Linked DNA regions of Mus musculus: regions 1, 2, 3 and 4 are each linked to region 5. Evidence: chromatin loops called from intact Hi-C (ENCODE). Cell type or tissue: left cerebral cortex. All regions are shown on one strand. Each heading gives the region's core, and the rest is flanking DNA. Links, peaks and the distances in the headings are about the cores only.

Evidence for each region. Peaks named below come from ENCODE experiments on the same cell type or tissue, not always from the same donor. Only the 100,000 strongest peaks of a DNase experiment are listed, where the experiment ranks them.
Region 1: a loop joins it to region 5, with 2.5 times the contacts of the local background. A loop is called at or near these places in 17 of 42 quality-filtered maps.
Region 2: a loop joins it to region 5, with 2.5 times the contacts of the local background. A loop is called at or near these places in 17 of 42 quality-filtered maps.
Region 3: a loop joins it to region 5, with 2.2 times the contacts of the local background. A loop is called at or near these places in 3 of 42 quality-filtered maps.
Region 4: a loop joins it to region 5, with 2.1 times the contacts of the local background. A loop is called at or near these places in 3 of 42 quality-filtered maps.

What each region holds. Positions count from the first base shown.
Region 1 is chr10:83,179,110-83,185,432 of GRCm38, reverse strand. All of the region lies in intron 2 of Chst11 (carbohydrate sulfotransferase 11), which reads right to left. Among named protein-coding and RNA genes, the nearest start is that of Slc41a2, 160 kb to the left of the region's middle. In left cerebral cortex, for the core only: a CTCF peak has its summit at 2,631 (motif pointing right); DNase peaks (open chromatin) are centred at 559, 815, 2,645 and 3,404; H3K27ac peaks cover 1,457 bases.
Region 2 is chr10:83,194,522-83,200,844 of GRCm38, reverse strand. Chst11 (carbohydrate sulfotransferase 11) reads right to left here. Exons shown (of 3, transcript NM_021439.2): 3 at 4,945-6,323. Among named protein-coding and RNA genes, the nearest start is that of Slc41a2, 140 kb to the left of the region's middle. In left cerebral cortex, for the core only: a CTCF peak has its summit at 2,687 (motif pointing right); DNase peaks (open chromatin) are centred at 2,713 and 4,555.
Region 3 is chr10:82,808,610-82,814,932 of GRCm38, reverse strand. It overlaps 1700028I16Rik (RIKEN cDNA 1700028I16 gene), which reads right to left and starts at 2,810. Exons shown (of 3, transcript NR_038042.1): 1 at 2,574-2,810. In left cerebral cortex, for the core only: a CTCF peak has its summit at 2,936 (motif pointing left); DNase peaks (open chromatin) are centred at 455 and 2,921; H3K4me3 peaks cover 513 bases.
Region 4 is chr10:83,057,058-83,063,380 of GRCm38, reverse strand. The region is part of intron 1 of Chst11 (carbohydrate sulfotransferase 11); the gene reads right to left. Among named protein-coding and RNA genes, the nearest start is that of Chst11, 75 kb to the right of the region's middle. In left cerebral cortex, for the core only: no CTCF peak of the experiment used is centred there; DNase peaks (open chromatin) are centred at 852, 2,385 and 2,887.
Region 5 is chr10:82,983,065-82,989,387 of GRCm38, reverse strand. Chst11 (carbohydrate sulfotransferase 11) reads right to left here and starts at 3,891. Exons shown (of 3, transcript NM_021439.2): 1 at 3,406-3,891. The coding sequence starts at 3,523. In left cerebral cortex, for the core only: a CTCF peak has its summit at 3,408; DNase peaks (open chromatin) are centred at 2,845, 3,446, 4,097, 5,083 and 3 more places; H3K4me3 peaks cover 3,825 bases; H3K27ac peaks cover 2,874 bases.

The sequences.
Region 1 (6,323 bases), core at 526-5,525, 200 kb before region 5:
TGAGCATCCTGCGAAAAGTACTCAGTCAGTTTATTAAGAGCAAGTTTTGAGGCTCAAGCCCTTGCCTGGCTGCTCTCTTGCAACAGCCACCATCTTGTATGCGTGTCACACACCACTGACTCGCTCTGGCCTCTCTCCCTCCTAGCATGCTAATTCCAGGGTGCAGGTGTCTTCCACTTTTTTTTCCCTCTAATACATTACTAATTCTTGGCCCATAGGAGACACTCGAAGGTTTGTCTGAATTAAAGTGAGAATGCATGAATGCATACGAGTCAGTGCGCACATGCATGTATGAATGTATGCTTACACTCAGGAGTGAATGTAATATATGCACATATGCATGTATGAATAGATGCAGGTATATGTCAATAATGTGGGGTGTATAGGGATTGTGCAGGTTCTGGGTGACTGGAGAGGCTGCTGTGTGCTCCTCTGGTGCCTACATCTGCTGCCCCAGCCCATCCTCCTACTGAGGTTTGGAGCCAGAGTCTGAAGCTGCACCAACGCATTAGCAGATAGGCTGTTCGTCTTAGGAGAAGTCGGCTCTGATGAAACAGCTTTGATCATGGGAGGACTCCTCTGGAGCTTTCTACCTGAGTCAGCCCAGGAAACAGGAGGAGGAGTCATGCCATGCTGGAGGGCAAAGATACCAGAAGAGGTTGGAAGAGCTCTGCACAGGGCTCCGTGAGTTGGGGCGCCTTTCCAGGAAGCCAGATGTAGCTGGAGGGGCCTTATTTACATCCCACAGTCTCTGGGCTCCGGGAGGTTTGGGCCTGGTGCAGAAGGCTTCAGGCTTAGGAATGGGACCATTGCCAAGCTGGCCTGGCTTCCTATGAATGGTGGCCCAGAACAGGGACAAGGGTGAGGAAGGGACAGGGTTCCGACACCAAGGAGGCTGGTCCTTCAGAAGTCTGAAATCAGAGGGGCAGGCAGGCTCTGTGCCTGTTGACTGACACACTCTGGGGATATCGGAAGTCACTTCTGACAGGAGGAAGGAAGCTGGGCCCCTTCTCTCAGCCTCGAGGCTGGCAACTCCCCCCCAGGGCTGGGCTGTCTGTGGTATTTTAGGGAGGCAGGTAGGTGTGTGTGTGGGAGAATATGGCTTGGCCCTGCAGGTTCTCTTGGCTTCTGACTGGACAATTTGGCTTTGTGGTTTCCTTCCTGCCTCTCTCCAGAGACTCAGCACGCCTTACTGAACATTTGACTGAGCATCTTGAGCCCTCAGGCCTTGGTTCCCCATTCTGTACCATGGGGACAATAGTTGTGCATTCTGGGGGTTGCTTTGATGATTGAGGGCTCAGAAAAAAAACATATGGCACCATGCCTGTGTCTTGTGAACACCACGGAAGTAGAAATTCACTTCCTGTTTAACGTCATTGTGGAGGATTGTCTGGAAAGGGGCTGGCAGTAGAACCAGGCAGCAAAGCCTTGACTGAACCTGAATGCTGACTCCCTGTGTTGTCTGGTGACTGTAACTCCTTGACTCCACCTTAGCCATCTGACTGTACGGTCAGTGTGGGTGGTCCAGGCACCTGCTCCTAGCCACGGTCCTGGGGTATTTCCATCAGATCAGCTCTGGTGTCTCTGTTACACCCGAGGAACTGCTGGTTGGGTATTCTTCTCCGGGAGTGGGCTCTGCAGGAATGCCAGACACATCTGGCATCTGCTCACGAGGCCTGACTCATGCACATCTGGTATCTCACTGACAGAAAATGACTGATAGACATTAGCTGGAATAACATCCTGGCTGGACAGTTGAAGAAAGGGGCAACATCGCGATGAGCTATCAGTACAGTCAACACACTGTAAAGCAGGCGGTGGATTTCAGGATGCTAGAACTGTAGGCTATTGTGTGTGTGTGTGTGTGTGGTGTGTGTGTGTGTGTGTGTGTGTGTGTGTGTGTGTGTGTGTACTTGTGGAGGTCGATCTTGGGTATTAGGTATCATTCCTTAGACGCTGTCCATCACTCTCCTTCAACAACAATAACAACAACTACTACAACAGTGTTTCTTATTGGCCTGAAACCTACGCTGGGATAACAGACACACATCACAATGCTCAGTGTTTGTTTGTTTGTTTGTTTTTTGCTCCCCCCTATCCGTTCTAGGGATGGAAGCCAGGACCTCAGGCCTGTGCAGCAAGCACTGTACTGGTTGATCTATCTCTGATGCCTCCTGGTCTATCAACACCCCATCTCCCTCATTAATACAAGTTACCCACGTACCATTCCTGGTGGGGAAGAGGCTAGAATTGGGCCAGCCCAGCAGATACCACCGCAAAGTATTCCTCCCTTTCCCACCTGCTAGGCACCTTCTACCCCTTCCACAAGTCACCCACAAACCCAAAAGTCCAAGAAGCCACCCCCAGCATCAGGCCTCACTGTCTCTAGCTGCCCAGCCTTCAACAGTTACAACATTGTGAATGAATACAGCCTGTGCCTTCCCTGCCTGCAGGGCTGCTGGCCCAGGTCTAAATGTCTTGTGTGTCTCAAGCACTTGGTGCTGAATCCTTGCAGGACTCAGAGAAGGAGGGTTAGCATTGTGCCAACACATTAGTGCCTCTCTCCTGCTAAGTCTTTTTCAAGAGAGATGGCCATTTGTCATCCACACGGCAGTGTAACGGGAAGGCCACAGGGAGGCGCCACTGAGACCAGTATCGCTGAATTCACTAGCTGAGGAATGTAAGCGACTGCATTGATTTTTAGGTCACAGCTGAGGATACACAGCGGTGCACAACAGCCACACAGACAACCTGGAGCCCAGAGATGAGTAAGACACCCACAAGCTGAGGACATCAGAGGTGTAAATACCGTGTAACTGGTAGATTTTTGAGCTACTGCGTATGTGGGGGTGGAGGGGGTTGTTGCTCATAACCCAGGTGGAGCATTTCTCTGCGCCCACCTAATCCCAACTCAGCCACCCATTCCTAGGACGCAGCACTGAGGAGGACTTTCCTTGTCTCTCTAACCAGCAGCCCCCTGGAGGTACAGGGATGAATCCCAGGCCAGAGCATGGGACGAGTCAGCCAAGGGGCTTACTGCTATGTATGTGGTTCTAGGCCACCTCTGTGCACCGAGGAAAATACCCCCTCTCCTTTGCCCTCCCTACTATGGTTCATTTGTTTGCAGGTGCGCGTGTGTGCCTGTGCACACAGAGAAAACCAGAGGGTAACCCCTGCTCCTTCAGGTGCCGCTTCCTCCCCCTCTTTTAAAGACAGCATCACATGGGTCAGAAGCTGCCAGTCTGTCTCAGCTTCTAATGAATCAGATCCCATTACAGATGGCTCCGAGCCACTGTGTGGTTGCTGGGAATTGAGCTCAGGACCTCTGGAAGTACAGCCTGTGCTCTTAAGTGCTGAGCCATCTCTCCAGCCCCACGTGCCCAGCTTTTTACGTGGGTTCCAGGAACTGAGCACAGGTTCTCAGGCTGCTGCTGACTGAGCCGGTCTCCCAAGCTCTCAGGGGACATTTCTGTGAAACCCGTGGAGTGTAGAGTCCGGATGGCTGCAAGTTCAGAAACTCAGCGGGAGCAGGTGGCCTACTTTCGTCACCAAGGCAGGGAATGTGGGCTAGGCTCTCCTGGGCTGGCCTGATTTGGGAACTCATTAAAATGAGCAAAAAAACCTGAAAATGGCAGGTTCTCTTTTAAAGGACAGTGCCTCTGCTTGGGCTAACAGGAGAGACAAAACGAATCTATTTCAGGATATAATATTTAACCCTAACCCAACCTCTGAGTGGTCTATGGTCCTTGTCCTTTGGCTTCTCTGCCTCACTTGGGAGAGCTAGGACAGAAGGATATTGGTAGGGGTGGGGTGGGGGGTTCAGGGTAGAAGATGAGAGAAGCTTAGGCACTTTTGTTCACACCAGACTCTACAGGGGCCAACTGTCTAGTGGGGTGTCTCCCCTGGGTCTAGTTTCCTACATAGGAAGTCAGTACGCTGGACAGCTAAGTAGCCAGTCCCTGAGAGCGGGCCAGATGAGTGGCCTTCAGGAAGAGAGTGATCCTTTGGGCAGTGGCAGGCTGATGAAAATGAGGGGATTAGGAGAGAGGCTGGGCCAGACTCCCTCCTTGGGCCTCTGTGTGCTCATTTGTAAAATGGGCCCCAAAGCACCATGGCTCTATGACGGCTGTTGAGTCAGGCACCAGCAGGGAGTTGTGCGCGCCCACATGTGAGTGCGCCCAAGTGCTGGGCCACATGGCAGGGAAGAGGTGAGGTGCACAGAGGTGTCTTGAGCGCTTGGGTGACATCAGCCCACCCTGACCTCTGAGGAGGAAGCATGAAGAGCCGGTTCAGCTTAGGAGGAAATCTATTGATTTTCCCCAAATAGGGATGTTCGGTAAAGCCTTTGGGGAGATTAGAAACTGGCTGCCCAAAAGGTAGTGGGGGGAAGTTGGGGGACATAGGGCAGCCAGGGCAAGACCTTGGCTGATTCAATGTGTGGTATGCCCGCAGGCTGTGTGTGTGTTTCCAGGGCCCCAGGAATAGATTGGGAATAGATCGACACATCGAAGCTGGACCAGTCTGGGGTGGGGAGGCCCTTGGGAAGGAAGCTTTTAGTCGTAATTACAATTGCACTGGTCACAAAGGGAGGGGTGCTGGGAACTTTTTGTTTTTGTTTTTTGTTTTTTTTTCACTCTGAGTGCCATTTTCTGTGTCAAAGCAATGAACAGAGAGGCTCTGAAAAGCAAGTTGGGCTAGGGCCTGGGGACCGGTCCTATGGGGACGGCTGATGGTCACAAATGAAAGCATCTGCTTCCATGTAACTGTTGCTCTAGCTGTGGAGAATAAAGGCACCTGGTAACAGCGGGGACAGCCCTGCGGCCGGACTTCTATGCAGACTCACCCAATTGGGTTAGTCTCGGTCTCTTGGTCTCTTGGTCTCCACCACCCCACCCCACCCCGCCCATGCGAGTGCAAAGTCAACCTTGGGTATTTTTCCTAAAGCACTATCCGCTATGGATTTTATTTTGTAAGATAAGTTCTCTCAGTAGCTCAGACCTCACTAATTACGCTATGCTGGCTAACTAGTGACCCCAGGGACCTGCCTTGTCTCTTCTTCCCGGGTGTTGGGACTATAAAGTATGTATCACTATGCATGCCTGACTTTTTACCTGGGTTCTGAATATACAAACTCAGGCCTCATGCTTTCATGGCAAGCACTGTGTATGTCCCCAGATATGTTCTCTTATGGAAAGAATTAAAACAACAACCCCCCAAAACTATAGTCTGTCAAGAAAAGGCAGGGATACTTCCACTCTGCCCATTGGGTTGCCCCGAGGAAGGCACTGGGGAGACAGCCAGTGAGAGGTCTGGAGAGAAACAGGAGGGTGGAGGCTATTCTAGGTCACATGATTATTTATGACCATGTCTGATTCCAAGGTGGCTGGGAAAAAGGGGGGCTGACTACATACTTACCTGTGGAGATCTGTGCTCAGGAATCCAACCAACCAAGGACCAGCCATTTCCCATCTTGAGGTGAGATTGGCAGTTTACAGACCAGTAAACTGAAGGTCAGAGTCTTAACATGACTGTTAGAGCCCAAGTCTCACAGCATAAAAAATACAAAGCCCAAATTTATCCCTACTATCCTGTGCTGGGTACTAGTCTTCAGCTTGAAACAGGCTACAGACTTTGACTTCTATCTGATCCATCCATGAGAACAGGCTAGCTGAGTGAAACTCCTGGGCACAAGGAAGCCCCAGGAACAAAAGTTAGCATTGTAGAACTTTCCCTCTGAATTGAAACATTCCCTCCAGGAGCAAGGTCAGCAAAGAAAACTTGGAGGATTTAGGAAGTAAAGGAAACTCACAAGTCTCAGGAAGTCCCTAAAACAGAGAAGACTTGCAAGGCCCCTTGTTCTGTGAGGCATAACAATTGCTGGGGAGAGGGGACTCTCTGAGGCTGCCTGAAAGTTGTGCATAGAGCTCTTGTGAGTTGTCATTTATGCAGTGGTGGGCTTTTTGGTGATGTGGCTGCCTCTGAGTTATCCACATTCCTGTACAGAACCTCTCATCCATACTTACATAACTAACTCCAATGACCTCATCCATTCACTCAGCTAGTTTGGGCAGAGTTGTTTCTTTGGTCTGTCATTAATATGCTAACTGGGGTCCACACCTGTGCAGGAAAAGTCACACAGCACAATTTAACTAAACCTCACAGGAGACACCAAATTCATAACTTTTCCTGAAGTCAGTGCACAGAACCTGCTCAGTGGGATGCATCCTAATGTTAGAGGGATATCCAGGTTTTCCCTCTAAGCTGTTTGCAGCCCCGCTGAGCATGATTTTGCCTTCTAGTCTTCCAAAGACATAGTTTACCCA
Region 2 (6,323 bases), core at 704-5,703, 210 kb before region 5:
AACTCTGGGGTCACCAGATCTGGGGTCAATCCCCTCTCTTTTGCTGTTGGGATGAGTGGGTTGTAGCAGTTGTTAACTATCCTAATCTGAATTCTTATCTGAAGAAAGCGCCCATGCCTTCGCCTTACTTGTTTCTATGGAAAGCACGGATCACCCTGCACGATTTATACTAAATTATGCACTAATGCATAAAGGTTGCTTCCCTCTTGGCCAGCTTTTCTTATGAAAACACATAGCTTGCTGCCTGGCATGATGGTTCAGTGAGCCAGGGGGCTTGCGGCCAATCCTAATGAGTTCCATCTCCAGAACTCACATGGTAGAATGAGAACCCACTCCCTCCACTTGTGCTCTGACATCCACACACAAACCGTCACACACGTAAATACAGAAAATTTAATAACAAAGGAGAAAATACATAATTTGGGGGTTGGGATCTCAGTGAGGGAAGTACGAGCCAGGCGGCGAGCCTGGCAGCCTGAGTCTGGATCCCCATGTCTCTGGTAGCTGGAGTCCTGTCCAAGTGTTTCCAGATTCTTGGCCTCTAATGCAAAGAATTGAAAATAAGGGATGGATTCGCATAGACTTGCAGAGAAGCAAGATAGCTTTATTCAGAGTGTAGATTATAGAGGGATGTCCTGTTAAAATTGACAGCAGGCCACCTGAGTGACAGAACTCAAACTCTGTTACTCTCTGGGGCTAAGGAGAGGGGCTGGTTACTAAGGGGGTTAATTTGGGCGGTTCTTTATTCTGATTGACAGGTTAGGTCATATATTCATTTTCCCCACTACACATGCCCCTTCCCATAATGCATTCTATCTTATGCACACCCAAGTATGCATAGGCATAAGATGCTAAGTAGGGGCTTCTCCCTAAAAGGTTTGAGGATACATTTCTGCTTTACTGTGCATGTAACCCAAACCAGTTCAGACCAGATCATCCCTTCTGTTCTTTGTATATAGATACACTGGGAATACACTTGAATAGAAAGTGACTAAATTTGCTTGTTACCTGGAGTGGCAAAAATCTGTGCTACTGTTCAGGGCTGTGAGCGCCTGGAACCTGATGCGAGGGGGGTGAGGAGGGTCTCCTGAGGTTGCTAGGTGCATTTTGGAGAGGAGTTAGTATATATAGCATATGCAAGTGAACTAGGTTGCAGTGTGTGTGTGTGTGTGTGTGTGTGTGTGTGTGTGTGTGTGTGTGTGTGCACGAGCACGTGCATGTGCATGCATAACCCAAAACCAAATGGGATTCCAAGCTAAACTCTCCTATACTTACGTCACCATTCAATTGTTGGCAGAGACTCACAGAGCCACTCATGAGCCTGGAATTCCCGAGCAGCCACGGTAAGATGGCAGGCAGAGACCCGAGGCTCTAAGAGCACATGTGACAGCTAGCATGGTGTGTGCACCAGTGAACAAAGAGAGACTCTTTCCAAGACAAGGTTGATGGCAAGGGTGACTCCTGAGGCAGACCTCGGACCTCCACATGTGCTCTGTGATACACGTGTGTCCAAATCCACCCACACACTTATATCCAAACACAACATGCACGCATGCGCGCGCGCGCGCGCGCGCACACACACACACACACACACTCACAGAGACAGACAGACAGACAGACATAATTTGGAAAAAGCCACATTGAAAGCAAACATTTTAAGATCCCTTGAGGCATTTGGGACGAGGGCAGAGTGGCTCTTCAGGGACCTTAAGGTCCACACCCAGAGCCCATTCTGGCATTGGACAGTTTGTTCTTTCTGTCTTCAGCTTGGTTCCAGGCAGTGGCTGTTTCTGACTTAACCCAAAAGGTAAAGGGCCTGACTAGGCCCGGCTCCTTCATGCCAATGGGAAAGATCCTGAGCCTTTGTCTTTTCTCCACCATGATGTACTATCACCTTAAAAATATTGCGGAAGAGCTGTGGGTGTGGCCTGGCCGCAGAGCACTTGGCCAGCATGCGCCTCATCCCTGGGTTCAATTCTAAATTTAGCCGTGGACTGTATGCCTGGTAGTTCCAGGAACTGGGCAAGAGGAGGTAGAAGGATCAGGAGCATAAGGTTATCTTCTGATACATAGCAAGCTCAAGCCCTGGGCTCCAGGAGAAAACAAACAAGAAGGAGGAGGAGGAGGAGGAGGAGGAGGAGGAGGAACAGCAGCAGTTCATTAATGCGGAGGTTATTTTTTATTTCCATATTTTGAATGAAGATGCTCCTTGTCTCCCTGGCACACCATACAGGAAGTATATACTTTGATTTCTTACTTGAATTTGGGTATAAACTAATTCTTCCTCTTTTTTTTTTTTTTTTTTTTGGTTTTGTTTTTCGAGACAGGGTTTCTCTGTGTAGCCCTGGCTGTCCTGGAACTCACTTTGTACACCAGGCTGGCCTCGAACTCAGAAATCCTCCTGCCTCTGCCTCCCGAGTGCTGGGATTAAAGGCGTGCGCCACCACGCCCGGCTTAATTCTTCCTCTCTTAAAAAAACCCTTTTTGTTTTATTTATCTGTGTGTCTATTATAAAATGTTCTTATTAAAAGACTGTTGGAAAGTCATACTTTGGGAAAATCTACCTCTTCTCAAGATGGGGCACTTTGCCCTTTTCCCTAATCATCTGTACCTGTCTCTTGGGGGCGAGGCCAGGAGGGAGGGCTTTGCCCACACAAGCCGCAGTCGCTGCACTTCCTGCAGTGTCCAGTTGAGGGCGCCAGTGACACCATCGGAATTTCCTACTGACTGACTGGCTGCAAACAAGCCATTCAGCACTTCTCTCAAGATGAAGCCAGGAAGGTCTTAGTCTGCTCGGCATCCCATGGACCTGCACAGTGGCCGTGAAGGGTCAGGGCTGGGTTAGATGGCGAAGTTACATTCAGTCTGCTTAGCGGGCCTCCTTTGAGGTGACTAAGCCCTGAGGTCTGGGCATGGTGTGAGCTCTTCTGCTGGTGGCAAAGACAGCCAGATGAGTGGACTCATCAGGAACCATACATGGTGTGTCTGAAAACAGAATCAAGGGCTGAGTAGGAGGACTCAGTCAAGTGCTTGCTAAGCAGGGATGAGGATGAAAGTTAGACCTCAACACTCATGTGAGAAAACAAAAACCAGGGCACAGAAGTGTGCACGCGTAATCCCAGCTCTGGGGCTGGCTAGCCTGCCAGCCTAGCTGAAACTGGTGAGCCCAGTGACTCTGTCCAAGATACAAGGTGGGTAGTATCTGAGGAATGATACTCAAAGCTGATCTCTGACGGACACACTCACACACTTACACACATATATACATACACTCATACACATACACACATATATACATTCACACACACACTCACATACTCACACTCTCACACATATACACACTCACACATACACACACATATTCACACTCATACACATACACCAATACACTCACACAATACACACATAGTACACACACTCACACACATAACTCACATATACATAGTCTCAAATACACTCACACACATACATACATAGTCACATACACATACTCTCTCACACATACATACATACAGTCACACATACACACATATTCACACACACACACACACAGAGACACAGTTTTTTAAGCAATGTAATACCATTTTGTTCAGGCTTAAGTTCAGTTCAGGGCAATCCTCCTGCCTCAGTGAGTGCTGGAATTCCGAGCTTGCCAGCCCGCCAAGTATCCCTTCCTTTTGTTTTACTGATAGCTGTTCTGTGTGGCTTTTCTGAGATTTGGGTTTTAGAAACAGCTTTCAAGTGGGATTTTGTGTGTGTGTGTGTGTGTGTGTGTGTGTGTGTGTGTGTGTGTGTGTATAAAAACATGGAAAAGTGTCCTGGCAACAAAGCTAGAAGATTCTGGGGTTTGGATAGCAAATGAGCGTGTACCTTAAGATCTGTATCTGGTGGTAATAAAGCCATCAAAGGGAATGGGGACTCTCAAGCTGGCTCCTGAGTCCATCTTTCCTTCTGGATCCCCCCCCCCCCCAGGTGGCCGTTCTCTTCCCATTTCTGTTATATCACGATGGACCCGAAAGCTCTCTTTTTTTTCTACACAATTCTATTACCTGAATCAGGAACCAAATAAATGTGCTTATCACTTAACCACCTCAAGTATTATGTTACAACAACAGAAAGCAGACCAAGACAATGCCCAGCTGTGGTGTTAACTATCAACTTGATGGAGATTTAGAGTCACCATGGGAACAAACCTCTCGGCATGTGAGAGGTGTTTTCAGACTGAGTTAATTGAGATGATACGGCCATTGTGGGCAGCATCATGCCCTGGGCTGGGATTCTGAACTGAATGAAAAGGAGAAAGTGAGCTGAGCACCAGCCTTCATCTTTGAAAGCCTCCTGGCTGTGGATGCGAGGTGACCAACTGCCACACCCTCCTCACCAAGACTTATGGATCTCTCACACCGTGAGCCAGAACAGGCTCATTCCTTAAGTTGTCCCAGTCACAGGAAGTGATGTGGCGCATCAGAGAGGAGCAGAGGTGAGTCTGCAGATCAGCTCTGTGGTTTCCTAGTTGCAGGAACGGACATCTGCTCAGAGGGAGACATGGTCTAGTGCCAGGGTGTAGGCTGTGAGGATTGGCTCTGCCACCACCCACGGGGGGGGGGGGCTTTATTTCCTCGCTCTTGACACAGAGGCAGGACCACACTAGCCAGAGAATCTTCCAGTGTGCGCAGAGACTTCTAGAGAAAAGCAGAATGAAGCAAAGTTTCCATTCACCCATTTAACAAGGAGGACCTGGCCACTGGGGGCAAGCAAGCTCCACCCTGGCCACTGAGGGGAAGGGGGCTTCACCCTGGCTGGATGACTAGCAGAGTCTCATCTCCACACTCACACACATGAGCAGATCACTTGCAGGCTGAAGGGCACAGCCCACCCCACTGCACTCCCCAGTCTTTCATTAATGAACCAAAAATAGTCCACACACAGAAAACAGATTCTGGCTTTTTTTTTTTCTTCTTCAATTTAATTGAAGTTACTTAGAAAAATAATCAGGCTTGAATGGCTTTTCCTGGAGGAACATTTCACGCATCTGTTGGCAACATAGAATTCAGCTTCTTTAACAGTATAGTAAGATACAGGGAGAGAATTCTACAACAGGCCCTCCTCGACTGCATACAAATATGTAAAAAACACACACTCCACAGAGATGTTAAATTCTATGTCCATATGCTTACTGAGCATGCTCAGAAGAGAATACGGATACCACCTTTTGTACCTGATGAGAGCAGATCAAAATCTGCCTGCTGCTGTCCAAGGGTTCAGCTGTTTCTAGAAGGTCCTGTTGTCTATTCAGAGGGGCTGTTTAGCTCTGCTGGGGGAAAGCTGGGGGGTGCTGGTGGGCAAAACCTGAGGGAGTGATGGAGTCAGTCCTGCTGACAAAGAGGTGGGCCAGGATGGGACATGGGTACCAGGAGTGCACAGGCTTGGGCAATTTGTGTATGTGTGTGTGCACATTTATGTGTGCATGTGTGTGTATGCATGTCTGTGCATGTGTGTCTATGTATACCCATGTGTGCATGTCTACTGTGCATGTGTGTATGCCTATCAATGTGTGCATGTATATGTATATATGCATGTCTATTGTGCATGTGTGTATATGTATACCCATGTGTGCATGTGTGTGTGCATGTCTATTGTGCATGTGTGTGTATACATGCCCATGTGTGTATGTATACGTATGGAGGAGGCCTGGGCAGAGGAAGAGAGTAGGAAAGCAAGCAAAATTCTCTGTGGTTTTGTCAGTTAAAGCAGGATAGTAATGCAATCATTATCACATGAGCTAAGAGTCCTAGGGGCTTATACAATGCTCAGGAGCATTCTTGGAGCATGGGCTAAACCTGTGTGCTCAGAAGGGCTGACCAAAGAGAAGTTTCTGGTTCCCATGTTCTCCTTGTGGCTGCAGAGAAAGCCTTACTCCCAGAACCAGGAAGAAAGGGTTGTCTGAGCCCCCCTCAATGGGCTGCCCTGATTCCCAGACCAGCTGAGAAAGGCACTGGGGCAGGGGGAGGCTATAGGGACTGCAGGCAGGGACCCCTGTGGCTCATAGTCTAAACTTTCTCGATAAATGAGTACACTAAGCAGGCATGTCCTTATCACTCTGCCTGTACCTAGTCCTAAAACACAGCTGCACCTTTGAACAGTGGCTCAGAGCTGGGACGCTGGCAGCTCCCCTTTCTAGCTAAGCACAAGAGGCATGCAGGAGAAAGCTTTTCCAACATTTTTTTTTCCTCAGTAGAAAACACTTGGATTTCCAAGCACATTTCACCAATGGATGTCTTTAGCCAGGAACACAGAAACCTTTCTACACTCTACAATAAACA
Region 3 (6,323 bases), core at 433-5,432, 170 kb after region 5:
GGGGTCAAACACTGGGCAGGGGCTTCCAGTTACGACACTGAAACAGACAATATTGACCTCTGCCCGACCTCGGGATCCAGCAGGACAGTCAGGAGGATGTCTGGTTCTGTGCCCAGTCTCTCACTTCCTCTCTCTACCTCTGCTTCAGTGGTCCCCAGGGGCTCCCTCAGCCTCATCCCCACCCAAAGCCACAGCACCCTCCTTCCTGACCCAAAGCACCCATCCCCTGCTTCCTGGCCTAGTGTCTGAGACCCAGTTAATATGTTTAGGAAAGTGAATGTGTAACTTCCCAGCTCACATGCACTTAATTTTCACAAGCGATCTTGGGGCCATCTTTGAGAACTACTGCCCCGTGCCCCAACTGGAGAAGCTGGTGGGAGTTAACCGCGTCGGTTTTTGGAAGGTCCCTCACATATGCAGTTCTTTCTGTGGAGCAGATGGATGCCTTTGCCCATCTGTAAGGCAGTGAGGCAAGACCTGTGGGAGTTACAGTAATGACTGGCATACATTCCTGATCTTCAAAACTCCAGCAGGAAAAATTTTAACAAGCTAATTAGGAAAGAATGCTACGTGTTATAGCAAAAAAAACGCCTGCTCAGTGCTAAGTACCAAAATCAACCCCGTCTGCCCTCCTCCCCAAGCTTCCGGTGCCCCTCTGCTTTCCTGACGACACATCATGACTCCGCATTTTCTCCAGGCGACTGTATGCTCGAGAACTGAGGTCATGCCCTGTTTCTCTGAGTCCACAGTGCCTGATAAAATAATAAATGCTTGGCGACACTGTGTCATTAGCAACCTGAACCGGACTGTGAGCTGCTTCACATTAGATTCTGAACACTCACTTGGGAAGCAGCTGCTTGGAACTAAGATGAGAGAGCACTGTGTGCTCCAGCATTTAGATAAAGCAGATCACCAGCATCATTCCAGGGAATCGGTACATCCTAGCATCCTTTGTAAGTGTCGTACAAGGAGCGTGTCTCCTGCCCATATGCATGTAAAGTATAGAAAAATGGCCGGAACAAAGTGCTGCTTCATAAAGCAGGCCCAAATTTAAGTTTCAGCTCGTTGGTTAAGATCCTGCCTTGTGGGTGTGAGAACCCCAGTTCAGGTCCCCAGAAAGAAGAAAAAGGAGTCAGAGAAAGAGCTCAAAGGCAAAGAACACTTAGTGTTCTTACTGAAGATGTGGGTTTGGTTCCCAGCACCCATACCAGGTGCTCACAACCATCTGCAACTCCAGTGCCAGGGGATGGGATGCCTATTTCCTTGGGCAGCTGAAAGCACACGGTGCACACAGACAAGCAGGCACGCACGCGCACACACATAAATAAAAATGAAAACCGTAAAACGGCACAATAGACACCGTCATTCTGGCAAGGTAGGAACAGAGACCGCCTGATGTAGTATCTAGGCCAATGAAAGCCAGGGCAGGGAGTTAACTTGCCTTATATTTCCACCACGCCCGGCATAAAGTATTTTTTTAAAAACCCAAAAAACAGCCGGGCGTGGTGTCATACGCCTTTAATCCCGGCACTCGGGAGGCAGAGGCAGGCAGATTTCTGAGTTCGAGGCCAGCCTGGTCTACAGAGTGAGTTCCAGGACAGCCACAGCTACACAGAGAAACCCTGTCTCGAAAAACCAAAATAAATAAATACCCCCCCCAAAAAAACAAACAAAAACTAGTTAAGAGGGCTAGAGAGATGGCTCGGTGGTTAAGAGCACTGACTGCTTTTCCAGAGGTTCTGTGTTCAATTCCCAGTAACTACATAGTGGTTTACAACCATCTGTAATGGGATCTGATGCCCTCTTCTGGTGTATCTGAAGACAGCTACAGTGTACTCATATACATAAAATAAATAAATCTTAAAAAACAACAAAAAGCAAACAAACAAACAAAAAAAAAAAACCACCTAGTAAGAGTAGGTGCCTCACAGAAATCGATTTAGAACACATCTCCAACTCCCTCGTGATAAGTGAGAAGAAACTGAAGCGATGGCCACAGGAGCTATCCACCCTTCACGCGGGTACTGTCCTATCCCTCCGAAGACCTCCCCTTCCCCATCATAAGCGCTCTTCTAGGTCCTCTGCCTTCCTGTCCTTCCCTGGGGCTCCCTGACCTGGAATGCAGGGAAGGACCCTGCGCCAGACACCCTACCAACCTTCCCTCATCAGCTATGCATCCCACGTGGGGCGAGCCCCTATCTCACCATCTCGGCAGAAGCCAGGGTTCAGTGTTTTATTTCCCTTTGGGACCTATAAAGGATGTGGGGGAGGCCGTGTAACCAATGATCACAGCCAGAGACCTACAGCCCAATGGCATCGGCTTGGGTCCCAGCTCTGCCACTCTGGCCTGGGTAACTTGGGGAGTAACTTGGCTTATATTTCTACCTGTTTATAAAGTATCTTTTTAAACCCCCAAAAAACAGCCAGGCGTGGTGGCGCACGCCTTTAATCCCAGCACTCGGGAGGCAGAGGCAGGCAGATTTCTGAGTGAGCAAGTTTCCTAACTTCTTGGAGCGTCGGTTTCTTCACCTGTAAAATGGGGGTTACTTGAAACCATCGCGGGAGATGCTTACACGGGTCTGGGGCGGCGAGAGGTCGGGCGGGCGAGCTTGTGGAGCCACCAACGCCCTTGAGAACCTGCGGCTGAGGCAGGGCGGCCCGTTGGCGACCTGTGCCCCTCTCCGCTCCGGCCCAGCAGCCGACTCCTCGGAAGCTCCGGGAGGGCAGTGCCGGGCTGCTCGAGAGCAAGGAGGAGCGCGCTGCCGGGGCAGCGTGGACAGGCGCTGCTCGGCCGTACCTGACACACCCTCGCCGCTCCTGCCCTCCGCGCCTCCGGTCCCCCTCCTCCTTGCTCTCGAGCAGCCCGGCACGCGAGGGGGGTGGGGGGCGGTCCACGCGCGCGGGAGGAGGAGGAGGATGGCGAGCGGAGGGCGCGCGCCCCCTGCCGGCCAGGGAAGAGATAAGCGATGGGCCGCGCCAACAGAGCTAGCCTGAAGAGGGAGAGGAGGAGAGTATTGGGATGGAGATGGGAGTGAGGGTGGGGTGGGGGTGGGGGGGGTGAGGATGAGGATGGGAGTGGGCGAGGATGGGGATGGGTGTGGGAGAGGATGGGGGTTGGGAGCAGCTTGCTTTTCCGTGGATCTCATACACTTGTTTGTTTTCTTTGACTTTTTAAAAATGTGTAGGTAGCCCACAGGTGTCATGGTTAATGTCGAGGTCATATGGAGGTCAGAGGACAACTCAAGCCAGCCGGTAGTGGCACATCCAGGCCTTTAATCCCAGTACTAGAGGGAGGCAGAGGCAGGTGGGTCTCTGTAAATTCAAGCCAGCCTGGTCTACAGAGAGAAACCCTGTCTTGTAAAAACAAAACAGAAAACTCAGGGATCAGTTTTCTCCTTCCATCATGTGGGTCCTGGGGATCAAACTAAAACTCATCTCCTGAGGTTTGATGGCAAGCACCTTTATACTGAGCCGTGCCTCTGGATGCTTTTTACTAATATGTTTGTGGTTTTTGAGGTAGGGTCTTGTGTCTAACCAGGGCTCACCTGGAAACTTGCTAAACTGTTTGGTAACCGAGTTTTGCTTTAGTTCTTTAGTTTGGTTCTAAAGAACTTGGGACCACTCTGCTCCCACAGCCTTATCTGGCAATGGGTAGTGGGGTAATTTGCCATCCTGCCATGCTGCTTTTGAAAAATAAGCTGCCTTTTTTTTTAAGGTTTTATTTATTGAGACAGAGTTTATGTAGTGCCCAGGCTGACCTTAAATTAAGGAGCCTCTGTTTTTTGCCCCGTGTGTGCTATATGACATACACACACACACACACACACACACACACACACACACACATATATATATATATGTATACATATATATATATACAGATAGGCATGCACTGCTATGTTTACTCTTGATTTTATTCTTCCTTCCCCTGTGTGTGTATGTATGTGTGTGTGGGGTTACACATGTGTGCCTGAACACATGGGCAGATAGCATCTCGAACCTGTAAGAGTTTTCCTTGCATTGCTGAAACCCACCTACGTATCTAGTAAGGTCTTGATTTATGATTATCTAATCATAACCATGAGACTACAAAAATTCACATAGCAGCTTTTGCACTGGACCACGTTATTCCAGGCTAGCTGCGGTCTCTGGTCATAGTCAGTCATAGTGTCTCGTGCCCTTTGAGATGACAGTCGTGTTTTTGCGTTGACCACTAAGAACATTCTAGTCTCCCCTCTGACCTCTGACTCCTATGCCCACGCCTTGATCTGGGACTATAAACTTCACCAAAATATCACCTTTGTGCTTTTGTCTTTGATGTTGTCCAAATGCCTGCCACAGTGCCGGGGAGATTATAGTAATTAGGTATTGAAGGAAATGCTGGGTTTTAGTAACAGTAATAGAATGGCCCACACGATAATGCTGCTGGACTGCAGGTGCCTATTTCACTGTGTAAAATGTTGAAACTTAATTTTTGGTTTTGATTCTCTGTCTCTCTCTCTCTTTCTCTCTGCTTGTGTGTGTGTGCCTGTGCGTGCACGCACGCACCCGCACTCGCATGCATGTTCCCATGTGCTTGCAGACACCTCCCTCATGATCCTCCTTGATTTGGGGCAGGGTCTCTCTTGTTTTCTGCTGCACATACCAGGATAACGGCATCCAATGCTCCCGAGATTCTGCAGTCTCTGCCTCCCATCTCACATTGGGTGTGCCAGCCTTTCAGACTCTCACTGCTACATCCCAATCCACTCAGATGGCCAGGCCTGTGCAGAACCTTTCCACAGCCATCTCCCCAGCCTCTTGGTTTCTGGTGTTCTGAGACAGGCTTTCACTGTGTAGCCAACTGGACCCAACCTTGCAATCCTCCTGCTTCAGCCTTCTGAGTGTCCAGATTATAGGCATGCACCATCTTTCCTGCCAAACTGTTTCTCTTCTAAAAAAAGATTGTAAATAGGATTGCACTAAACATGTTTGTGTTTGGAACTTAAGGCTGTCCTGACATAGTGCCACGTGGGGGTCAGACTGCAGACCCCCTCTGTGTCCCCACTAGTGAAGATTGCAAGTGAATTTTTAACCTTAGATGGTCACAGGCCTGCTCAAGCACAGAACTGCAGTTCTGGGCCTGTGTAATATTCTGTCTGTCCTTCGTTTTACTTACAGTAATCAGAGCCTCCTGCAGGTCCTTGGCAACTGTTGAAATAGTCACTGAACTTTCAAAGGCAGAGCTCTGCCCCTCAGGATCCAGGCTGGGTCTCTTTTGTTCCATGCTATACCAAGACGGTTGCTTTAGGGGTTTTGTTTTGCTTTGTTTTGTTTTCTTCTTTTTAAAGACTGGACTGTTTGGTTTCCGGGACCCCCTCCCCCCAACAAAGGACTGAGGTCATATTTTACATATCAAAGCAGACTTGTCCTCCACGTTCTCCCAGCATCCCTTAGTCCCTACTTTGCCCCCAACCTTGAACTTTCCTGCCCTGGGGCTGGGCTGCCCTTCCTCCAGAGGCTCTTACCTAAATAACCCAGACATTTAGGGCCCTCTCCTCCTCCTCATTCCTCTTCCTCCTCTTCCTTCCTTCCTCCCTCCCCCCTCCCTTCCTTCCTTTTTCTCTTTCTTTCTCTTCCCTCTCACCGTCTTTCCCTCTCCATGGCGACTTCCCTGGCTTCTTCCCTTAGGGCCAGTGAATTCGCCCGCCCCAGAGCAGCTTCCTAATAAACCTGCTTTAATATGTTATAATCTGGCTTGAATTGGCTCATGTCACTGGTAGAGAAATAACTCTTCAAGGACCTCAGAACTAGAATTCTCTGTGTAGCCAGGCCTTGACCTTCAGATCCTCCTGGAGCTGGGCAATCCAACCTTGCATGGTTGGCAGGTTCTCTATAAATGCAGCGACATCCCCAGACTCTTTTTCATCTTCAGTGTTTTGAGACAAGATCCTGTGAAGCCCAGGCTGGTCTTAAAATCCAGATCTCTTGATTGCCACCGGTCACCGCCATGGCCAGCTAGAGGTACCTTTTTTTAAAGTGCAGTTTAGCCGGACAGTGGCGGTGCACACCTTTAATCCCAGCACTCGGGAGGCAGAGGCAGGTAGATTTCTGAGTTCGAGGCCAGCCTGGTCTACAAAGTGAGTTCCATGACAGCCAGGGCTATACAGAGAAACCCTGTCTCGAAAAATAAAAAAATAAAATAAAATAAAAACATAAAAGTGCAGTTTATGCTAAGATTACAATAATCACAATTCCAGTTGTATCTTGACCTTTTTTTTTCTGTTTAAAGCATACATTTAACTAAAAACATGGACACACTGTGTCATTTCCCCCACCACACA
Region 4 (6,323 bases), core at 741-5,740, 74 kb before region 5:
GCAGGCGCTGGGAATGAGACATTCTCCCTTGGATTCTCAGGAGCAGCCAGCCAGCCTTTGACTTTAGAGTCTTCTGCTCTCCCACCTGCCCGGAGTCCTGGAGAAGCCTCTCCTGGTTTGCCTCTCCTCAGCAGGCTGCAGTTGGAAAGAAGGCTTTGCAGACAAAGTTGGCTTTAAATCACAGCTCCATCCCTTTCCAAGTTGTCACCTGGAATAAAGTCTCGTGTTCTCAGAGCTTCGGTTTCTCAGTAAAACGGGGCATCACGCCACCCTGGTGTCATAGATGACATGGGCACACAGCTCACAGAGGCCAAAGGGACATACACCGGTTGTGGCCATTAACGGCCAGTTCCGAGCAGGGGATTGGCCTCGGTTGGTGGGGTGTCTGACTAGAGGCAGCGTGCGGGATGTTCTGGATCAGTCCCTGAGGACTCATAATTCAGTCATTGGCAGCATATGCCTATAATCCCAGCATTTGTGAGGTAGAAAGCAGAGACTTCATGGTCATCCTCAGCTACAGATAACCGAGGCTGAGACCCTGGCTTGGGCTCCATCTCCCCCAAGCCCCTTCTTTCTGGGAGGTCTTTCCTGTCCTTGCAAGGTCCTCTTGTAACCTCCCCCCTTCCAGCCCCACTGAGATCCCAGTAGGTGAGGCTGCCTCTGTCAGGGGCTCCAGTTTCTCACTGTGGCACAGCTTCATCCCCGTAGCCCCAACATTCTCCCTCAGCTCATCGGGAACCCTGATGTTACCCAGCCAACAGCTGGGGAGTAGACTCCCCCGGAGGCTTTCTCTCTGGGACTGCCAGCGCTCCACCTGTAGCTCTGAAGGACAGGCTTGCTGCCAGCACCATCTGCCTGAGGGACAAGCTGTTCAACGGAGTGAGAGTTGGCTCTGGGGAAGACGGACTTTGAATGCTCTCTGTCACAGCCTGAGATTCAAACCCAGCCTCTCTGGCACAGCCACAGGGAACTCCGGGTGGCTGAGTAACTCCTCCGTGGGCTCTCAGGATAGGGGCAGTTAGGCCAAGATTCAAACCAGCTGTCACTCTGAGGCCTACGTTGGCTTCCATTGAGTCAAAATTACAGTTCAGAAATCAGATTTTCTTTTTCATCCTCTCATTCTATCCCATACAACATCTACTGGCTTCTTTTTCTTCTTTATTACATGCAGTTATCATGTGCATGTATGTACATGTTTGCATGTATTGAGTATGGGTATGCACACACACCACAGCACACATGTGGAGATCAGGGCAGCTTTGGGAAGTCAGTAAGTTGCCTCCTACCATGTGGGTCCCAGGAAGCGAATTCAGGTTGTCAGGTGTAGCAGCAAGCACCTAGACCCAGTGCGCCATCTTGCCAGCCAGAAACTGGATATTTTATCAGTCTACTTATCCCAGCCCAGCAAGCTCGAGCTGCCACAAGCTCCCTTTCCTTCTGGTTCTGTATGGAACAAAGCCAGTGCAGTTGACAGACTGAGAATCTGAATTCCTTTTTCTGTTACTGTAACAAAACACCCAAAGAAAGGTGATTTGTGGGCTGGAGAGATGGCTCAGTGGTTAAGAGCACTGACTGTTCTCCCAGAGGTCCTGAGTTCAATTCCCAGCAACCACATGGTGGCTCACAACCATCTGTAATGGGATCAGATGCCCTCTTCTGGTGCATCTGAAGACAGGGACAGTGTGCTCACATACTTGAAGTAAGTAAATAAATCTTAAGAAAGAAAGAAGAAAAGAAAGGAAAAGTGATTTGTTTGTTTTATAGTCTTGGAAGATAAAAGTCCAAGACTAGGCGACTCCATCCCTTTGGCCTCTCATGAGGCCTCTGGTGGCAGAGGGCACCACACTGGCAGGAATAAATGCAGAAGCTTGCATGCTTTCACTTCGACACATGATGTCTTCAGAGTACCACGCAGGAAGGTCTTTGCTGTCCCCACATGTGAGCTGTGCACTCTTGGACTTCTCCACCTCCAGAACCAAGAGCCGCATAAACCTCTTCTTTATAAGTTACCCAGTCTCTGGGCTTTCGTTATAGCAACAGCGACAAAATAAGTAAATAAACAGCCAGACACTGAGAACAGTTTAAGAAAAATGAACTCAAACAGGGATATGGGAAGTTACTTACTTTAAATTTGGAAGGAAAAGTCTTTCTAGGGCACTGACGTCTCTGAGATGTTAACCAAAAGAAGAAAGCTGAGCACAAGGCCAGAAGAGGAACACGTGGGGAAATGGGAAGGCAGGACCTGAGGCAAGAACACGCCCCTATTTTCATCTTGTCACACCAAAGTGGCATGGAGTCTCAGATCCTGTGACTTGGATGGGGTTGCTGGAGCCAGCAGCAGCATCTGTGCAAGCAACTTAGAAACTCTGAGGTTCAGCCAACTCCAGATCCACCCACCCAGGAGCCGCCCCTTAGCAGACAGCCTGATAAGCATCCTGTAAGAAAATTAGACATGCTCTGGCCCCCACCCACAACATGCTTGTGGAGTGAATGAATGAATGAATGAATAAACGAAGGAACAAACGTTTTGCATAGCATGTTTCCCATTCTAACCCCTTTCAACAACTCGACTTCCAAGGTCCCCTGTGCCAGACAAGGAAGGGTATCAATTTGAAATGCATAAAGCAGCTGACTGACAGCTGTCAGGAGGGGAGAAAAAGGTGGGCCTCCTCCAGGATCAGATGGCCCCTCAGCTGCTCAGCACCCAAGAGCTCGCAGCCTGAGCAGTTCCATCCCTCACAGCTTCCCCACAGCCTCCCATGAAGCTTCAGATTCCATTACTAGTCCCTAAATGGCTATCAACCCCACACAGCTTGGTTAAAAATACTTTTCACACTTGTTAGGCCTCTCCACCGTCAGATCTCTTCGAGGAATCTGACAGCTGTGATTAGCAGAATATGTAAATCCTGCCTCCTCAGAGCCTGTCTGCATGGAGCCACACAGCACAGGCCAGGGAGGAGGAGGAGGGTGAGAAGTTCGTTGCTCCTGCAAGACACAGAATTGATAGAATCTGGGCATCCCGGCTACAAGAGCAGCAGAGACTTCTAGCTCCTGAAGCTGCACTCCTCGTTCTGCACGCTTCTGAAGTCAGGCAAGCACAGGATGCACGGGCGGGAACAGCCTGCCTCTCAGCACCTCACCCTTACAATCACACCACTCCACTAGAAGACCTTGACCTTGGCGTGGGGTCTAAGAGCCTTCATCCTGATCGTGCACTTCCTCTGGGAAATCCTATTTGTAAAACAGGGAAGTCCATGCCCAGCCTGGGAAGACAGACTTCAGAAGAGCAACTCACACTGCGGAGCTGGAGTAGGCAGCCTTTGAAATAAGACCAGAGCCTGGAAGCTGCTAAGAAATAGGGTAGAGATTGTCTCAACAGGGTTCCATGGACACTCTCTTTCTTTCTCTTCTCCAGACTGTCAGAAAGAAGAAATTGGAGAAGCAAGGCCTGGTAAAGACTTACGGGGAGCTAAACTGCAGTCAGACAGCTACCATAAAAGATGCCAGCCTCCCTAATGGGGAACTATGAGGGCAAGGTGTGAAGTGTGTGCACACCACACACACACACACACACACACACACACACACACCACACCACACCACAAATACACACACACCACACACACATATACTCACATACAGTCACACACACCACACCACAAATACACACACAACACATACACATATACACCCACATACAGGCAAACACACCAAATCACAAATACACACACACCACACCACACCACACCACACCACACCACACCACACACACACAATGGTCCAAAGATTCCAGCCTCACAATGATAAATACCTTCTCAATGCTTTATGAACAGTATTCCATTCCAGCTATGACTGCTCGACACCAAGGGTGACAGACAACGACCTGAGGTCCAGTTTTACCCTGTTGTTATGCAAACAGGACTCCTAGACAACAACCTTCCATGTTTGCTTCCAGCTTCACCGCTCCCACCTCCAACCAGAGAAAGCACAGAGCTGTCCATCATGAACACCAGCTCTAGCGGAGCATCCCCCTCCCCTTCAGTTTTCTCTCTTCAGCATCTTCGTCCTTCATTGTGTTTGTGAGGGTGCGGAACCCATCGATCACTTCTTTGGTTTTTTTCAGGAAATGAAAATCAAGTAGAAATTTTGCAAAGCTCTGGATGATGCTGAGGCTTCCAAGCATCCTTCAGGACAGCCCCTCCCCTGAGATGCAAGCCCCAATTTCCATGTCGAGAAAGCCATGGAGACAGGCTGGGCTATGAGCAGTCCTAGAAGCACATGCAGAGGGATGGAAGACCTTTAGAGAGAGGTTACACATCCTCTCAAGGCTCTCACTCTGGCTACGACCAGTCCCCCCCACTCCCACCTCACCCCTGGGCACCCAGGTGAAATGGCACGGCCCAGGTCACACTTGGGCACCTGTGTTTGCATTTCTGAATGCTTGCTGCAATCCTATTCTGCCAAGCTGCACATAGTCCCTTCTTCCCGCCCCCTTTATCACTGCAGCTGGTACCTCCTGTTTGCATTAGGAAACAGACCATTCTCAAGGGCCGGCTCTGTTTACCATGTCTTCAGTGGTACCCACAGACATGGAATAAAGCAGGTAGAGATTTCATCGTGTTGGTAACAGTGGGATTTGCTAGTTGGTTGGAAAGGCGGAAAAAGAACCTATTCTATTTGAACAGTTGTGTCCTTTTAGACTCCCGGTCACTCATTTGAACAGCCCTTTTCTTGGCTGGCAGATATCTGGGACCCAAGGGAAATCCTGAGCAATGACATACTGAGGGTCTAACCAAGTCAAGACACTGCTACTCCTCCTTTATAAGCTTTCCTTACAGCTAGAAAGGGTCAAGTGACACCTCTGGCCAATGGGATACAACAGGACAGTCACTGGGAGGGGCTTGGAACAGAATCTAAGCACTCAGTAACTATGCTATTGACATTATCATTATGCCTGTTCAATGGACTAATTCCTCCTTCCCTTTGTTCCTTCCCTCCACCAGTGATAAGCTGGACCTGGCTTGTCCTAGCACACGAGAACTACTGTGTGCACTTCATCCCAACACCGAGGATAGTACGATCGAATTGCCTGCTCGCAATCAGCCACAGTAGAAATATCTACACCATGAGGATTGGCAAGTGTTACAAAGCAGAATTCTCTCTTTTTCCTGGAAAGTTAAGTGTAAACCATTTGACACCTTATCACTTCTACTTCCCTGCCTCCCCTCTTTCCAGCTACCCACTGTCCCTGGCTGTGCATCTGTCAGTGTGCACGGGGGTGAGGGTGGTGTGGCTCCATGAGCCTCCAGTGAGATTCCAGTCCAGCAGCATTGCAGAGGCCGGTTAAGACACACAGGTTACAAGGAACCAACCATCCCTGCTTCAGCTAAAGTCTAGCCAGGCATGGTGGCATGTGCCTGTAAGCCCAGTGTCTGGGAGCCTTGAACAGGAGCACTGTGCATCCAGGGTAACTTAGACTCCATGGTGAGTTCCACGCTAACCTGGGCTACCTACCAAAACCTTCCTCCAAGGAGGAAATAAACAGGTTGGCCATCCAGCATTAGCAAGGATTCCTACATTCCCAACCCCTTCTCATCTGCTGTTATTTGTATCAACTCTCCGCCTCAAGAATAGCAGACTTCATCCAAAACCCAGAGGCACCCAGCAAAGGGCTTTTCCTTTGCATCTGAGAAGAAAACAATTTAATCATTATAATGACTTTGTGAGATAGATACTACAATTACACTCCTTTTATAGATATGGAAATAAAATCTGAAGAAGATTCAATGTTGTGCTTAAGGCCACCGATCTTGAGCAGCTGGAATGCAAACCAACCATTGGAAAGCAGGCAGAGCTGACAAACTAGCCCGGGGATTCTTTTTTTTTTTTTTTTTTCCGAGACAGGGTTTCTCTGTATAGCCCTGGCTGTCCTGGAGCTCACTTTGTAGACCAGGCTGGCCTCGAACTCAGAAATCCGCCTGCCTCTGCCTCCCGGGTGCTGGGATTAAAGGTGTGCACCACCACACCCGGCTTTGGCCCGGGGATTCTTAGAGTCCATTGTTGACCTAACCTCTTGTATTAACCTCTGGTTACCTGTGGTAACCTGTGCTCACCCTTAAGAATGTGCCATTTGGTCATGTGCCTATACTGTCCCCTCCCACTCACAACCACTCACAAGACCCTGGGGAGGTGCTAGTATCTGATAACTGCCAAGGGAAATACTCTCCCACGCCCATCTCGGCTCTTGGACTGTCCAACCTGAATGGAAAAAAATCTCAGTGCTCCTGGCGCCAGCAGGCCAGAGTCTGGCCCCTTCCTCTAAC
Region 5 (6,323 bases), core at 406-5,405:
GAACTTCATGAAGATTATTAACTCAGGAGGTTGAGGGTTTCAAAAGAAAACTGCCTAACTGACCATAGCCCACTCCTACTAAACTCTAAGTGGTGTAACGGATGGCCAATTACTCAAGTTCGCAATTACCCAAGCTTATGAGCTAGAAAAATACAAAAGACAGTGGACTTCAGACTAGAATGTCAGGAGGCATTTGCCAGCCTAAGAGCTAGGCAGAGTTTGTGGGGTTGTTTGTTTGTTTTTTGGTTTTTGTTTGTTTTTTGTTTTTTGTTTTGTTTCATTTTTTTCCCTCCCGCATACCCTCCAGCCAGCAAGGAAACTTAAGAGTTCATCTCCTTCACGGAACTGCTTTTCTATCTCACAGACAGGAATCCAGAGAACCCTTGCCAGAGGGCTTCAGATCTGATCCGAGAGATTCCCCAGGTAAAAAGACTGACTGTAACCAGGGGACTTCACAGACTCGTCACTTTAAAATTCAAGGGGGGGTGGGGGTGTGCGAGAGCAGGTTCTCCAGGTAGGAGAGTTTGCTGCTATTGCTGAAGACCAAGGTTTGGCTCCCAGCACCCACATTTGGTGGCTCATAACAACCTTTAACTCCAGCGCTAGGGTGTTCAAACCCTCTTCTGGCCTCTGTAGGCACCTGCACACATATAACATGCACACACATGTAGGTTCCACCCCACCCCCACACATAAAAATAAAAATTCTTAAGGGGTCAGAGAAACAACTCGAAGTCAAGGACACTGCTCTCCCACAGGACCCTGGTTCAATTCCCAGCACTCACACAGAGGTGGCTCCCAGCCATCTGTAACTCCAGTTCCAGAGGATCCAACACACTCTCTGACCTCCATGGGCACTGCACACACACACACACACACACACACACACACACACACACACACACACACACGCAAGGGAGGGAGTAATTTAAAATAAATCTTCTCTTAGAATCTTTTTTTAAAAATTCAAAGCAGAAAAAAAAAACGATTTGATCTCAACTATCAACCATAGATATTAACAAAATGAAAAAAAACAAGAGATAAAAAAAAAACAACACTGTTTCCAAATCATAAATTTATGCCCATATTACTAGTACTGACAGGGAGTTCTGCGGCACTATGTATAATTTCAAGTAAGAACTTTCAATCAAACGTCTGTAGGTTCGTATCCAGGTCGATGTCTTGAAAGTTGCATTTGCCTGGCACTAAAAGAGGGCTCAGCAAAAGCAGGCTCCTGGTGATATGAATTATAAACAAATGTCATTTAGTGAAAAGAAAGGAGACCAGGAAGGGAAGGGCCCAGCAGGATCAAAGACAGTATTCAGTGACCCACAGGCTTGGACAAGGCTAAAAGTTCCAGAAGGCTACACTGAAAAAAAAAAACCCTACAGCCACTTCCAAGTCAATTGATAAGTTAAATTCTGATGATTAGAAAGCTGGAAACGCAAGGCCCTGGCTACAGGTTGTGAGTTTTTTCCTCCGTGTCTTGAGTAAAGCTTATTTCGTAGTTCACCACAGGATTCATGCTAAGGGAATTCTGATGGACAACTTACAGGTGCACAGAGGTTCACGTACATTCCTTCCATACACTCCTGGTCTAAGCACTTCTGCTGAGAATTACCGGGCACGCACCATCCCAGCAAAACTTGAATAGGCCTGAACACAGCTCTGAAGTCTAGACCAAATCACTGGGCCCTTTGTTTAAACAGCATTAGCTTCATTATATCTGCATACCAGCCTGTCCTCTAGCCCTCTGGCTTGGTTCTGGGTGGCCCCTGGAGCTTGGCACTCTTGAGATGCCCGTGTGTCTGGTCCCACCCTCTTGCAACCCAGAATGCCAGCAAAGTCCATTTTTAAATTCTCTCACAAGTTTCACAACCACAGGTTTGAGTAAGGAGTTTGCTGACATTAGACTAAAAATATGAGCTGCAAACAAAAGCCATCTTTTACCAGGACTGGCTGGGGTGTCCGGGTAGCACAAGACCATATTCTTGGCAGCCAGACCTCCTTAACAACTGTTGTGAGCCCCAAAAGGAAGAGAGGCCAGTCTGTCCCTGCGCTGTCAAGGAATCCCTGCCTGTTTGATGCAAGGAACAGCTTTACGGCTCTGTCTGGCTTGATGAATTCGCGGCTGAGTCTACTGAAAGTGTTAGCTATACACGTAAAGAAGGCGGGAGGCAAAAAAAAAAAAAAAAAAAAAAAAAAAAAAAAAAAACAGCCTTATTTCCCTGGAAAGATACGTGTTTCCACCCCACCCCCTTCCTCCCTGCTATTAGGAAAGGAAATGATTATTGTAGCGACTCTGAGGAGTCAAAATATGTCAAGGTGACCCAGTACAGGTCTATTGATCCAGAAGAAATGGGGAAAGGGGTTCCCAAGTCTAAGGCTGGGTGGCCACATACAGAACCGTCTTAGAAAGTCCTACCTGTTGGGCTTCTAAACCATGCAGCACAGCCCGGCCAGAGCACTCCAGGGCGCCCCTCTCTTCTCTAGCACCAAACTTTCCTTCTGGACCCCCGGGATGAGGGGTGCCTAGGCCCTGCCTATCCTGATAGGAGACTTGGTATTTAGCCTAAGCCAGAGAAGACGTGAGGAAGGATTCGTTCCTGTGCTGCAGAAGTCTCTAAATGCTCAGAACCCAAGAAGAAGGGATGAAACTGCACAAAGTATCTCCAAGAGCTTTGATGGTCAAAGTGCAGCCCAAAGGCTCTGGAGTTCCTAGCTGGGGGGTCTGGGGCCAGGAGATGGTAGACCAGGCCCAGGAGCAACAGCTGCAAAGTCACCACCGTGCTGGACCCTGGGGTGTTTTCGCAAAATATCTCCCCCGATGGAGAGAAGAGCAGGGAACCTACCCACTCTGTCCCCACACCTGCTCTGCTGCTGAGCTTGGAACACGTGGTAGCTGGGCTTGGGGCTTCCCAGGCGGCTGCAGGGACTCACTACCCAGCCGGGGCGTGCACCACTCGCCCGGGGGTCCCCAACCAGGAAGAGGCAGCGCTGCCTGGCGCAGAACAGCCGGCTGCCAGCGCCTGCTTCACCTCAGCCCTCAGCAGCAACCCGGACAGAGTTTTGTAGTCTTCCCATCAACCCGGGCAGCTTCCAACAAGCCCTACCTTTCTATGCCACCTAGCCAATAGACAAGACACAAAGAAAAAAAGAAAAGAAAAGAAAAGAAAAAGGAGGCAACAACACGCGCCGCTGTCTCTCCTTGCAGTCTCAACCTCTAGCCTGGAGATGGGAGGAAGAGGAAGCGCACCTTCTCTTCCCATCCCAACTCCGTGACCCGCGGATCCCGGCAGTAAAGAGCCCCGAAGAGGCCGAAGGGAAGAGGTGAGGTTGGAAGAAGCAGAAAGCAGAGCGAGAGAGGAGAAAATATCCAACAAAACCACGCTAACGCGCCCCCTACCTGGGTGCAACATACTTTGGAAATAGAAGATGACCAAGATAAAGGATCCGAAGCAAGTGGCCAGCACCATCCGGCAAATTCTGTTCATCCTCATCACTTCCAGCAGCGCCGGCTTCATGGCTTTGTCCTGGCCGCGGGGACCCGGCTGTCCGGGAGGCGCGTCCCGAGCGCAGAAGCGGGGACCCCGCCGCGGGGGTACCAGCACCGGGGAGGCTCAGAACAGAGCTGGCTGGGCTCCGGAGCTGGCTCCCGCTAGCTTCACCGAGGCTCTCCGAGGCCCCGACTCTGGTCTAGAGGGTGAAAGGCGCAGGAGTTGGTGTGCAAGTGTGAGGATGCGTGGCTCCGGCCGCGCGCTCCTGCCGGTCCGCCTCGCCTCTGCTCGATGCTCCGCCGCCTCCTCTGCTGGCGCCTGCGGCCGCCGCTGCCTCCTCACGGGCCGGGCGACCGGGATGCGAGAAGGAAGGTGCCGCCGCCGCCGTGCACTGGCCTCTGTGACTGTCCAGGCCCCCCTCCCTCCCTCCCTCGCCAAAAGCTACTTCATTGCGCTCCAGTGATCTATATATTCCAGGGCTGGGTTTTACCAAACGCAACTCGCAGCCCCCGGCGAGGGGAGGGCGCCGGCGAGCGGGGAGGGCGGGGCCGCGCCGGGGCGGAGCGTCGCCTCCCCCCGCCCCTACCCGAGACGTGGTCGCGTCCAGCTGTTTCCCGGGGAGTCCGGAGTGCGCAGCACGCTCCCGCAGGGTCCCAAAAGCCCTCAGTCCCTGGGCGGAGCTGGGCCGCTGTCTCGAGGTTGCGTGAACGTTTCCATGACACAACCGGGATGGGGGAAAACCATGAATAAGATGCTGTAGTGCTGCCACCCGTTCTCCGGTGTGGCGAGAAGCAGGTTAGGTGACAGAGGCAAACAGGAGCCCTGCTGACACGCGACCATTTACAATCCCTGGGCGGTTTAGCAGGGGAAGTTGCCCCACGCTCCCCTAAGAGCGGATGCCCTTCTCATACTGATCAAAAACTGGGCAGTTCCGTTTTTCTTTCAAAGGACAGCTCAGCTTGAGGGCTGCTTTTGCAAAGAGGTTAAAGAGAGCGGACTTAAAGTCAAGGTTAGGGAAACTGTTCCGGCATCCCAGGATCTGGTGACTGCCGCTGCTAGCCTTTCTGACACGTGCCCTCACCCGCACCCCTCGGGGCAAAGCGGGTTTGTAGCTTTTAAAACTGTTTCACCAAAAGGTACAGCTTTCTGTAATTTATTCGAAGTGTATGAGAATCAGTCGGACGGATGTGAAAAGACGCCCCTAAAAGTCCAACAAAGTGTTGGGAGTGGAGGCTGGGAGGGGGAGATCCAAGCCAGCTTAGCCTTGGCAGGTAGAGAGAAAGATGGCGCTGCTTACCTGCATTGTGTAAAATGTTGTTAAATGCTCAGCTCCATGCATTTGGGTGGCCAAGGATCAATAAGGTGGACGCGGGTCAATGATAAGGAGATCACTTTTATGCCAGGAAAGCAGGGTTATTGTAAAGCCTGACCTTTCTACTTTACCATTAAATGCATTTACAGAATGCTGGATTCCATAAGACATTGTACCTTTGAATGTGTCTCTTCACAGGGGCACTGATAAATTCTTGTCGAATCTGAATGTAATGGGCCTTATCCTCCCCTCACATTTGACAGACTCACAAGTTGCTTTCTGATACATGTATCCAGAAACGCCTCCAAACCTCCTCTTCCTTCTCCTGAAGTTTTCCCTTCAGCAGAGAAAGTCCGCAGGCTTCCTGTGATTCAGACAAGAGTCAATTACAGGGAGATATTTATGTAGCCAGTATTATTTTGCTGCTCCTTTATGAATGAGTTGCTTGCTGAGGTGGCCGAGATATACATGCTCCAATACAAGCCACTCCCCAGGGAGTCCCCACATGATGTGAGTAGGCACTGCTGTATAGTCTCCTCCTAGTGCACTGGGTGGGAGGATGGACCCCTTGTAGGGGCATATCCCCCAGAGGGCCTGCAGGGCTGCTCATTACAGGCGTGCCATTATCTTCTTTAACCAAAGCACGATGAAGAGGGATTTGCATGCCTTTCATTCCATCATCTTTCTGCCCAAGGCAGAAAACCACACTGTTGAGCCTGGACATTCATAATAAGCCAGTTTGGGTAGTCACACACCCAAGGAAGACGTGAGAAATGTGAGTCTTTGGGGGTTTTGGAAGATTGAGTTGAACCATGTGCCGGAGAAGGACGGAGAGCCTTGCCAGGTATCCATGCTTGCATCCTCAAAATCTGGGTTGGCCCAACATACAGAATCGGAAGAGGCTGTGCCAGTGACTTGCCACGTCTTCCAGGAAGTATCCCCTAATTTCTCACTGGGCTTCTCTTTCCTCCTCTGTGCTCCAGATCCGACCCCACCTCCAGCCACTGTGCCCTATAGACAGAACTCTCCTGAAGGATCAAGGTGACTTCCTCTCCCTCCATCCCACTCTGATACCCAGTACAACTGGCACACAGCGGGTGGAAGTCACAAATGGCGAGGTATTTATCTCTTAGACTAGGAAGGTAAGGTAGAACCCTCTCAGGTGTACGGTCATAGCCAATGGCAACAGGCTATGACCCTGCTGTCCACAGCATACTTGTAGTCAGTGGAGAGGTTCTGATTCTTAGTCCCATGTCAAGCTGTAAACTTACCAACTGCAAAGGAAGTCTCCACTTTCTTTCTGTCCCTGGTCTAACAAAAACTTATTTCCCCTTTGCCTGTGCTACCTTACTGACATTGACAAGAAAAAGGACAATCAACTGATAAGATGTGGAGAAAAAAAAGAAGATTGTATCTTTTCAGTGATGACCCAAAGTAAGACGACTGCTTCTAAAGCCAGGCTTTGGGCTTTGGCTTTAGCTCAGTGGTAGAGCTCTTGGCTAACGTGCATGAGGT